Linked DNA regions of Homo sapiens: region 1 is linked to region 2. Evidence: chromatin loops called from intact Hi-C (ENCODE). Cell type or tissue: heart right ventricle. All regions are shown on one strand. Each heading gives the region's core, and the rest is flanking DNA. Links, peaks and the distances in the headings are about the cores only.

What was found. A loop is a pair of places that touch in the nucleus more often than their neighbours do. Peaks named below come from ENCODE experiments on the same cell type or tissue, not always from the same donor. Only the 100,000 strongest peaks of a DNase experiment are listed, where the experiment ranks them.
Region 1: a loop joins it to region 2, with 2.9 times the contacts of the local background. A loop is called at or near these places in 10 of 110 quality-filtered maps.

The regions. Positions count from the first base shown.
Region 1 is chr20:60,032,753-60,038,136 of GRCh38, reverse strand. It overlaps a transcript of CDH26 not described here. Among named protein-coding and RNA genes, the nearest start is that of LINC02910, 20 kb to the left of the region's middle. RefSeq lists enhancers at 626-1,125, 1,126-1,627. In heart right ventricle, for the core only: a CTCF peak has its summit at 2,313 (motif pointing right); a DNase peak (open chromatin) is centred at 3,746; H3K4me3 peaks cover 1,476 bases; H3K27ac peaks cover 2,992 bases.
Region 2 is chr20:59,947,270-59,952,623 of GRCh38, reverse strand. It overlaps FAM217B (family with sequence similarity 217 member B), which reads right to left. Exons shown (of 4, transcript NM_022106.3): 4 at 3,944-5,354. Among named protein-coding and RNA genes, the nearest start is that of CDH26, 8.5 kb to the left of the region's middle. In heart right ventricle, for the core only: a CTCF peak has its summit at 3,335 (motif pointing left); no DNase peak of the experiment used is centred there; H3K27ac peaks cover 675 bases.

The sequences.
Region 1 (5,384 bases), core at 87-5,086, 86 kb before region 2:
TTATTAGTCCAGAGCAGTTTATCAAAGAAAAGATGGATGGTGCAAGCCGACTGCTGCTAGCGTTCAGAAAAACGTGTTCTCTCTCTGCCATTCAGCGAAAGTTCTTTAATCACTGTTGATTGGAGGTTACCAACCTTGAATTGTTAGTTAATGGCATCTCTGCAAAGGAATGATTTATTGGGTGAGTAAACTTCGCAAACAAACACAGATCCTCCATTGCTGGCTATTTCATCGGAAGCTGAAATGTACATTATTTCAACTGTCTTTCTAGTGGAATCAAAATCCGAAGCAGAGGCAAATATTTAGCCTTGATCTCAGATTTCTCTGCCATCGAGATATTAAGAATACAGAAAGTCAAGGCACAGAAGAATCCCCAGATGTTCTGTTTCCAGTGTTCGCCTATGCTCTCAGGCTCCCTTGCAGCTGGCACCCCACCTGGGAGCAGCCTCCCTTTTGAGGATCACCATCGGGAGAGGAGCCTGTGGTTCAATGGCTGTACCTCTGTCACCTTTCACCAGGACCCTATCCTGAAACACCAGCCAGGGCCAGCACAACTCACTGCTGGAGGATCCCTGCTCTGCCACCTCTCCTTGGTCCATTTGTTCTCAAGCAAATGACATTGGAACCAAGAAAGGAATGTGCTCTGTTTGTCAATTGTCAGGCAGGGGACACATCTTCCCTTTCTTCCCTCAAAGAGGGACTGGTTCAGCCTCAAACCCTCTGAAGGGCAAGATCAGGGGAAGCAGGAATGCTGGAGCTTCCTCAGCCCTCTCCCCAGCCGTGTGAGTCACGGGTGCACCAGGCTCCCTCCTGCTGTCCCTCCACTGGGACACTGCCCCCTCCAGTTCGCTGTTCATACTCACAGGCAGCTCGGGCATTTGTGGGGCTTCCCCAACCCCCAGACTACGTCAGACCCCTGGAGATACACTCTCCTGATTCACAAACCTTTTGTGTGGCACTGAATGTAGTTATGATTGCATTTTTTTCTGTGTAGTTATTAGATTAATTTCCATCTCACCTCTTGGGAGGCTCATTGTTTTTGCTCCCTTCAGCATCCCTGGTGCCCAGTGTTGGAGCTGTGGTTGGTAACTAAGAATGACCAGTGGTTAGAATCACTTGAGAGAGCAAGAAAGCCCCTGGAGGTGGCAGGTGGAGAGCAACGTTTCCACTTCATTACCCAGAGGAGGCAGCTGACTCGGGCGTGTAGCTCATGGGCTGGCCAGCCCTTGCTGCTCCCTATGCCACCTGCAGCCAAGTCCCTGGGCAGCTCAGCATCCTCAGCTCTTTGTTAACAACTCTGGAGGAGGTAAGCAGAGCACCAGCAGCCAGGGGGAGATACAGCAAAATCTCTGCCATGATGGCAAGAGGACCAGAGCCCACACGTGACCTCGGGAGGTAGACAAGTCTCCCTGTGCGAGGACCATCGGGGCAGCCAGGAGGGCTGGTGGAGTTTCTGTAGATAGGGGTGGGGACAGGACTCCAGGATGAGGGCACAGAGTAAGCAAAAGCCTGGAGGGAGGCCCAAGATGGTCTCTGGGGTAAAGATCTGTAGCTGGGGTTTTGGGCTTCAGGCAGAAAAGGCAGGCTCATGGTTCGGAGGCCATTGAATGGAAATTCCCAGGCACTAGGGAACCACTGATGGGTTCTGATCCAGGGAATGTGTGGCGGGGGATCTTCTGGGGATGTTTGTACCCAACAGATGAGAGACACTGAAGCAGGGAGATTTGTCCAGAGGCTGGGGGAAGGGTGGCAATGGGGACAAGACAGAGTTTGGGGAGGTGATGCATGTCCAGGATGACTTCGCAGCTTAAAGGCTAAGCAGGTAGGAAACAGAGGTGACAGTGACCAGGATGAGAGATGGGCCATCAACCCACCACACATGAAACACGCAGCCAGGTCAGATTGCTGTGTTCCAGGGTCAAGTCTGGTTTGGTGCAGGAAGGTGCAGAAGTTTCTTGTCACCTCCTTTTCTCACCATTCAGAAATCAGTGTCCTCTTAAAGCCATAAAGAAGAGTGATACATTTGACTTCATCTTTTTTTTTTTTTTTTTTTTTTTTTTTTAGTTTTTGCATGGAAAAAGATATCAAAAACCAAAGGACAAACTGAAAAAAAGGTAACATAGATAACAAACAGAGCTAATATCCTCATATACTGTATTAGCCTGTTTTCACACTGCTTTCAAGAACTTCCCTGAGACTGGGTAATTTATAAACAAAAGAGGTTTAATTGATTCACAGTCTGTAGGGCTGGGGAGGCCTCGGGAAACTTACAATCATGGCGAAAGGGGAAGCAAACATGCTCTTCTTCACAAGGTGGCAGGAGAGAGAGAAGAGAAAGTAAAGTGGGGAAGAGCCCCAAATAAAACCACCAGGTCTCGTGAGAACTCACTCATTATCATAAGAACAGCATGGGGGAACCGCCCCCCGTGATCCAATCACCTCCCTCCCTCAACATGTGGGATCACAATTCGAGATGAGATTTGAATGAGGGCACACAGCCAAACCATACCACATACAAAGCATTCCTACAAATAAATAAAAAGGACCACCAACCTATCAGAAAAAAAAAAATGGGTAAATGACAAAAACAGGCAGTTCACAGGAAAATAAGTGGCTCATAAACATAATTTCATATGTTCCAGCTTCATTTATAATGAAAGTTATGGAGGTTAAGACTAAAATTACAGACCCTTTTTAAGTTATTTTACTTAGGCTGGTAAATATTTAAAAACTGATAATACACACTGCTGGTGGGAATGTTGGAAAACAATTTGTCAATAGGTATTAACATTGTAAACGTATGTTCCCATTCCTCTAGGAATTTCACTGCTAGGACTGTATCCTAACAATATGTTCATGCATGCATAGAAAAAGTGTGAATTAGAATGTTCTCAGCAGGACTGTTTGTTGTAGCAAAAAGCCAGAAATAGCCTGAATATTCTCAGCAGAAAACTGCTTAAGTTATAACACAGTCGTACAAACAATGACATAAAAACTCTAAAAAGTGCAATAACTATACCTATGTTGACAGGGCAGGATCTCTTAGGTGGATTGTTAGGTGAATAAATTAAAGTGTGGTTCAGTTTACACATTGGTATTAAAAATTTTAAATGATATGCATTTCTATTTAGAAGATACTATGAACCATAATCACCTCTGTGAAGGAGAACCAAAGAGCTCAGATCTGGGATGGGAAGGAGTCCAGCTCTGAGCTGTTGGAGCTTTGGTCCTGTCCTTGTCAGGCCTTCTGAGCCACTGGCCTTCCCCACCTGTGCCGGAGCCTCCACCATCAGGTTAAAGCCCACTGCTGTTGTTTGTGGTGTTCAGTCGCCAACCCATCCATCTCTCAGACTGGCTCTTTCAGAAAGTAAAACAGACAGGGCCTTGGCTCCAGTCTCCGACAATGTCAGGAAAACTTGCTGAAAGTGGCCTTTCATTTGAGCCTGAACACTAAAGGAGAACTGGCAGAAACACCCACCTGAAGGCAGCTGGGGGCTGGCTGACCTTTGTAGCTGGTGGGGGCCCTGGCGCCCACACTGCTGTCGGCTCTCCCCGGGCTGCCTCTGGAAAGCAGTCTCCTAAGTGCAATCTCTAGGCCCCTGACCAAGGTATTTTTAGCCACCCTCCCTGGTAGCCACGGCTCCGAGGCTATGAGCAGAGACTTCAAGGGCAGGGCCAGGGAACATTCCTGAACTCTGGGTCTCTGCTCTGGGCCTGGCTTGTTCCCAAGGCTAATTTAGAACTTTCCTGGCTACTCTTGTGACCTTTTGCCTCATGACCCTTCCCCCAGAGCACAAAGCTCTGGCCCCACAGTTCCTGACACAGCACTGTCTTTTCATGGTGAGCAGTGGCAGAGGGACATTGCCTTCCCTTCGAACAATGTGGCTTTATGGACAAATGGAGCTGGTGACACTCTGTCTTGAAGAGCAGCACTTCTAAGCTGGAATGCAGGGAGACACTCTCTGTCCCAGGGTTCCTGAAGCTTCAGCTCCCTGGGCTTCCCACCTTTGCTATATTGACAGTTCCTGGTTTTCCCTGTGCTGCCGGCTGCACTGATTCACCCTCTTCACCTATATATTCACTTTAGTTGCATCCTAAAACATAGGATATATGATATCATGGGTTGAACATGCTAGTTGCTTTTTTAATGCATTAAAGGAAGTTCTATGAGAATTTATAGAAGGGAAAAAAGAGAAAAAGTAATTCTTACATGCATATTGGATAAGCAGTGACCAGGCCAGTGGTGAGAAACATGGTGAACTGCCATCCACAGTTTGCAGAGGAAAAGTTATTTATGACCAGGGCTTTGCACATTATTTCTTCTTCATGATCACACACACACACACACACACACACACACACATCTTGTCTACCTGGATAATTGCCATCTCCTCCAGGAAGCCATTTCCAAGGCCCTCACCGCCAACAGCAGGCCCATGCCCCTCCACCGTACTCTCTGCTCAGCCTGAGACAGCCCTGCAATTGTGACCACCTGCCGATTCTCCTCTGTAGTCTCCTGGGAAACATGCCTTTTTGTTAAGGGGTGATGGGGAATGCGCACTCTGGACTCGAACCCCACCTTGTTCATTTCTCAGCTGCATAACCTTAAACAAGTGGCTCCTTTGCTTTCTCCCAGCCTTGTTCTCCTCATCTGCAAAATGGGGTGAAAACAGAAAGTGAGAATTAAATAACGTAGGCAAAATGGTAACACAGGCTTAGCATTCACTAAGCATTTGATAAGTATTTGCCACGTGCATGTATGCATGAAGGAAGGCAGCCTGTGTACACGAAGGAGGTTAAACAATAACCCACAGCTTCAGATCCACCAAAAATCTTATTACAAAGACAAGTTCCCGGGGCAGTGATGGTGGTAAGAGTAATAGCAATGACTTCTCAAAAAACCTGTAAGAGGGGTGTTACTATTTTCCCCATTTTACCGACAAAGCAATAAGGACTCAAAGTGTTGAATACACTTAATCAAGCTCACACAAGGTGAATAATAGAGCTGGTGTTAAGCCCTGGCTTCCTCCCAAACCAAAGCCAATGCTCTAAATGCCCACATCATGCGTCTTTCATACACTGTTTTTTGATCCTCTATGAGACACCAGGATTGGAAATGTGATTCTTTTTTTTTTATTATTATACTTTAAGTTTTAGGGTACATGTGCACATTGTGCAGGTTAGTTACATATGTATACATGTGCCATGCTGGTGCGCTGCACCCACTAACTCGTCATCTAGCATTAGGTACATCTCCCAATGCTATCCCTCCCCCCTCCCCCCACCCCACCACAGTCCCCAGAGTGTGATATTCCCCTTCCTGTGTCCATGTGTTCTCATTGTTCAATTCCCACCTATGAGTGAGAACATGCGGTGTTTGGTTT
Region 2 (5,354 bases), core at 355-5,354:
ATTCATAAAATTTCTTAAAACATTATAATTTTTTTTGCATTTTTTGTTTTAGCTTAACAGCTATTGTTAGTGTTAGTGTACTTTATGTGTGGCCCAAGACAATTATTCTTCCAGTATGGCCCAGGGAAGCCAAAAGAATGGACACCCCTGACATAAATTGTTTATGCTTCTTTAGGAAAGGAGAAAATGAAGGAAAGGAAAGTAAAGGGGAAGATTTAAACAGCTGTTTTTATCTTCCTGCATCAAAAACTGTTCTGTTAAGGTGAACATATATACTTTAAAAAATCAGAACATCTTCAATTAAACTTGTTAAGCTATTTCAATATTATATAAATTCTACAAATAAAAAGCATTTCATTCCAGCATTTAGAAAACTGAAAACACCACGCGAGAAAAGCAAAGACTTCCTTTTCTTTCTCCTTGCTTTATTTAGGCAGAGTATCTCAAGAGATGGGTTTAGAGGAAAAGCTTGCTGACAGATGGTGAACACTCTTCTAATCCTGGACAAAATGACCAAGTGAGTGAAAGGAAAGAGACAAGGGAAGTCGAGTGAGTGTTCCACACCTGGAGTTTGAAAATCTAGGAGTCTGAATGTAAGGAAAATCAGATGAGGTGGTTAGGTGATCTAAGAAGCCCGAACGCTTATATTTTAAGTCTTTGATCCATCCTGAGTTGGTTTTTGTATAAGGTGACAGATAGGGATCCAGTTTCGTTCCTTTACATGTGGCTTGCCAGTTTCCTGAAACAATAAAAATTCTAGAAGACAACATTGGAAAAATTCTTCTAGACGCTGGCTTAGGCAAAGAATTCATGACTAAGACCCAAAAAGCAAATGCAACAAAAATAAAAATAAATAAATGGAACCTAATTGAACTAAAAAGCTTCTGCACAGCAAAAGAAATAATCAGCAGAGTAAACAGACAACCCCAGAATGGGAGGAAATATTTGCAAACTACACATCTGACAAAAGGAATAGTATGTAGAATCTACAAGTAACACAAACAAATCAGCAAGAAAAAACTAAGTAATCTCATTAAGAAGTAGGCAAAGGACATGAGTAGACAGTTCTCAAAAGAAGATACACAAATGGCCAAGAAAAACGTGAAAAAAGTGCTGAACATCACCAATCATCAGGGAAATGCAAACTAAAACCACAGTGAGATACCACCTTAATTCTGTAAAACTGACCATTATTAAAAACTCAAGAAACAATAGATATTGACATGGATGTGGGGAAAAAAGAATGCTTGTACACTGCGGATGGGAATGTAAATCAGTACAACCTCTATGGAAAACATATGGAGATTCCTTAAGGAGCTAAAAGTAGATCTACCATTTGATCCAGCAATCCCACTATTGGGTATCTGCCCTGGTACAGTTTGGCTGTGCCCCCAGCCAAATCTCATCTTGAATTATAGTCCCCATAATCCCCACATGTCATGGGAGGGACCTCTTGGGAGGTGATTAGATCATGGGGGTGGTTCGCATGCTGTTCTCCTGATAGTGAGTGAGTTCTCCTGAGATCTGATGGTTTTATAAGGGGCTTCCCCCTTCACTCAGCTCTCATTCTCCCTCCTGCCGCCCTGTGAAGCGGTGCCCTCCGCCATGATTGTAAGGTTCCTGAGGCCTCCTCAGTCATGTGGAACTGTGAGTCAGTTAAACCTCTTTTCTTTATAAATTACCCAGGCTTGGGTATTTCTTTATAGCAGCATGAGAACAGACTAACACATACCCAAAGGAAAAAGAAGTCATTATATGAAAAAGACACTTGCACACGTATATTTATAGCAGCACAATTCGCAATTGTAAAGATGTGGAACCAACCTAAGTGCCCATCAACTGAGTGGATAAAGAAAATGTGATATATATGTACACACACTCACACACGCACATATATATAGTATACTGTGGAATACTACTCAGCCATTAAAGGGAGCTAAACAATGTCTTTTGCAAAACCTTGGATGGAGCTGGAGGTCATTATTATTATTATTATTATTATTTGAGACAGAGTCTTGCTCTGTCACCCAGGCTGGAGTGCAGTGGCACGATCTCAGCTCACTGCAGCCTCTGCATCCCGGGTTCCAGGATTCTCCTGCCTCAGCCTCCTGGGTAGCTGGGATTACAGGCGCATGCTACCATGCCTGGCTAATTTTTGCACTTTTGGTAGAGACAGGGTTTCGCCTTGTTGGCCAGGCTTGTCTCGAACTCCTGACCTCATTATTCTAACTGAAGTAACATAGGAGTGGTAAACCCAAATCTTTATGTTTTCACTTAGAAGTGGGAGCTAAGCTATGAATATGCAAGGGCATACAGAGTGACATATGGACTTTAGAGACTCAGTAGGGGAAAGTTGGGAGGGAGGCTGGCGATAAAAAACTGCACATGACGTACAATGTACACTACTCGGGTGACAGGTGCACTAACATCTCAGAATTCATCTCTATATAATTTATCCATGTAACAAAAAACCGCTTGTACCCTAAAAGCTATTGAAAAAAATAAATAAATAAACTTCAACTCCTTAGCATTCACTTGTGGAGCAGATTTTATCAGAGGCCGTGAATCATTCATTTAGGCAACCTGTTAGGTAAGCAGCCAGCCCAGTGCCTTTAAACTACGGAGAAAATAGGGCTAGATAAGCAAATGGCTTGCTTGAGGGGGAGAGGGCCTACCAGCTACTCACCCACCATAAAGGTAGTCACTCAAACTTGCAGACTTAAGTACCAGGAAAGCAGATTTCTCAAACTTTAATGTGCCAAGGATTTTGTTAAAATGCAGACTTTGACTCAGTAGGTCTAGGGAGGAGCTCACATGAAATTGTCCTCGCTTAATGTAATCTAAAGTTAAATATGTGTTATTTGTTTGCTCTAAAATCTCATTTAAGCTAGGGCAATTATTTATGACTATTCCATTTTTAATTCCATATATATTTTCCAGTATTATTACAGTAATTCCTTATACATTAAATTGCTGAAGACAAAAATATTCAAATTGCATTTTATGAAACAGGGATCTCTGTGAAGATTTTTATAAATTGATGATTTATGTTACTTCATTGAGGACGATTCTATGCTGGATACAGTGTTTTATGATGTGAGACTGTTCAATGAATCAAAGAGAATCCTCCACAGCACCTAACTGCATATGATAAACCACTGTATTCTCTGATGGCAGAGTGAAGTTAAATAAAGAACATGCTTTGGGCCTGAAGTCAAAAAGTCTTTTTCTCTCCATTTCTTTTTGATTCCAGTAAAAACCTTTTTATTTGACTAGAAGGTACTCACAGGCCAAATTCACTGCTATCTGAAAGGGTTTGGTCGCCACCTTGTGGATAATAAAACAGCAACAGCCCAAAATAATACATTTCCTGTACAAAAAAAAAAAAAAAAAAGATTTTAAACCTCCAGCGTGGTTAATTTTCAAAACATATCCAAAAACTTACTTTTTAAGCCACTGAACATTACTGCCACAATTTGGTAGACTCAAAAGAATGCACCCTATTGTCAGAGTGAAGTTAGAAAGAAGAGCAAAGGGCTTTTGAGAATGTTTGCAGCTGGAGCTGCTCAAAACTGCTATCTCCTAACCAGGCCACTTCCTTGAAAGAGATGGTACTCGTTTCCGGATATGTACATAAAGGTGCAAGTTCATTACATCACAGGTTACCTTAATTTATGCTTACTGAATTTGCATCCTGCTACCCTAATTAATCCTCAACATGGAGTAGTAAGTGGAAGAGCGACTCAAGAAATGTACTGCAATGCTTCTCTGATATATCCGGTAATGTTAACCTGTGCTTTGGCCACCCATGTCGCTTAGTGTTAAGACAGGAGTTGTAACAGCATTTCATCCTGGGCAATTCCTTTAAATAACCAGGGAGAAAATAAAGGCAAGCTTCAGAAGAGAACTGCATGAAAAGCAAAACAAAACAATACCAGAAAAATCCAGACAATATTTTTCTGCTGTTTAATTGATCTCAAGGAAGGAGAAATTCAAGTCCACAAAAACTTACATCAATTCTGTTTATCACATACAAAACTAAACATACAATATAACAGCAAATAACAAACATGCTGAATATTTTCAAGCCATTTTGAATGGTGTCCTGTACATGTACATAAATAATACATACTGCTTCTGAATTACCTTAAAATACAGTACCACCAAGAGTTATATTTCTATGTAACTACTCCATAAGTGAGCATAAAGGAATGAGGAAGTAGACGATATCCATATCAGATAAAGTAGAAAGTCTTATGTCCTTCTGAAAAGCAACACAGTAGGCCCAAGAACAACTACAAACCATTTTCCTTTTAGCTAGGAGGTATATGGCAAGACCAATGATATTCTCTTCCCCATCCTTTTTGTCACAGGGTATGAAGTCTATCCTATTCAAGTTAGTTACAAGTCTTCAGCCCATTTAGTCATCTAAGAAGTTGAGAAAGTCTAAACCTAAGTAATCACAGCAAATACTGCAAATACTGATATACTTTTAGTTCATTTTTGTACTTTTTTACATTTTTTCCATTAGATAATTCTAAGCCTAAAATATTTTTCTTTTTCTTTTTCTTTTTCTTTTTTTTTTTAAAGAAACTTGGATTGTTTTAATTGGTTTAAATGCAGGGTATATGTAAACAACTCCCCAGAAATGAGAGGCACTTCTCGGAAATACAATAACCCATGTCACTAGACTAGCAAAACACTCAGTGCTTTTGACTTGATGAATTGAATGAGTTCATGATTCAACTTTCTAATGTTGTCTACTTGAAAAATAGCAAGATTCTTATCTGCAGCATTTAATGCATTAAGATGTATTAGATAGGCATATCAGATATCATAAAATTAAAATTGTGCTTATGTTAATTCTGTAATAGACCTAACTTTAAAACACCTCATGTTATTCACTAGGAGCTATGATCTAGTCGTGACAATATTGGTTAAAATAGTCAATCTGAGGCAGAAAGTAAACAAGCAAAGTCACTTTTGCAGGCTTTTTAAACTGTATAACACATGAAATTATGACTATTCCCCAGATTATGCAACCAGCTTCAATTTAAAAAGCTGGGAACAAATATTATGAGGCGTTACTTCTCAATTTCTTTCTTTTTCTTTTTTTTTTGAAACGGAGTTTCCCTCTTGTTGCCCAGGCTGGAGTGCAATGGCACGATCTTGGCTCACCACAACCTCCGCCTCCCGGGTTCAAGAGATTCTCGTCTCAAACTTCCGAGTAGCTGGGATTACAGGCATGCACCACCACACCCGGCTAATTTTGTATTTTTAGTGGAGACAGGGTTTCTCCATGTTGGTCAGGCTGGTCTTGAACTCCCGACCTCAGGTGATCCGCCTGCCTCGGC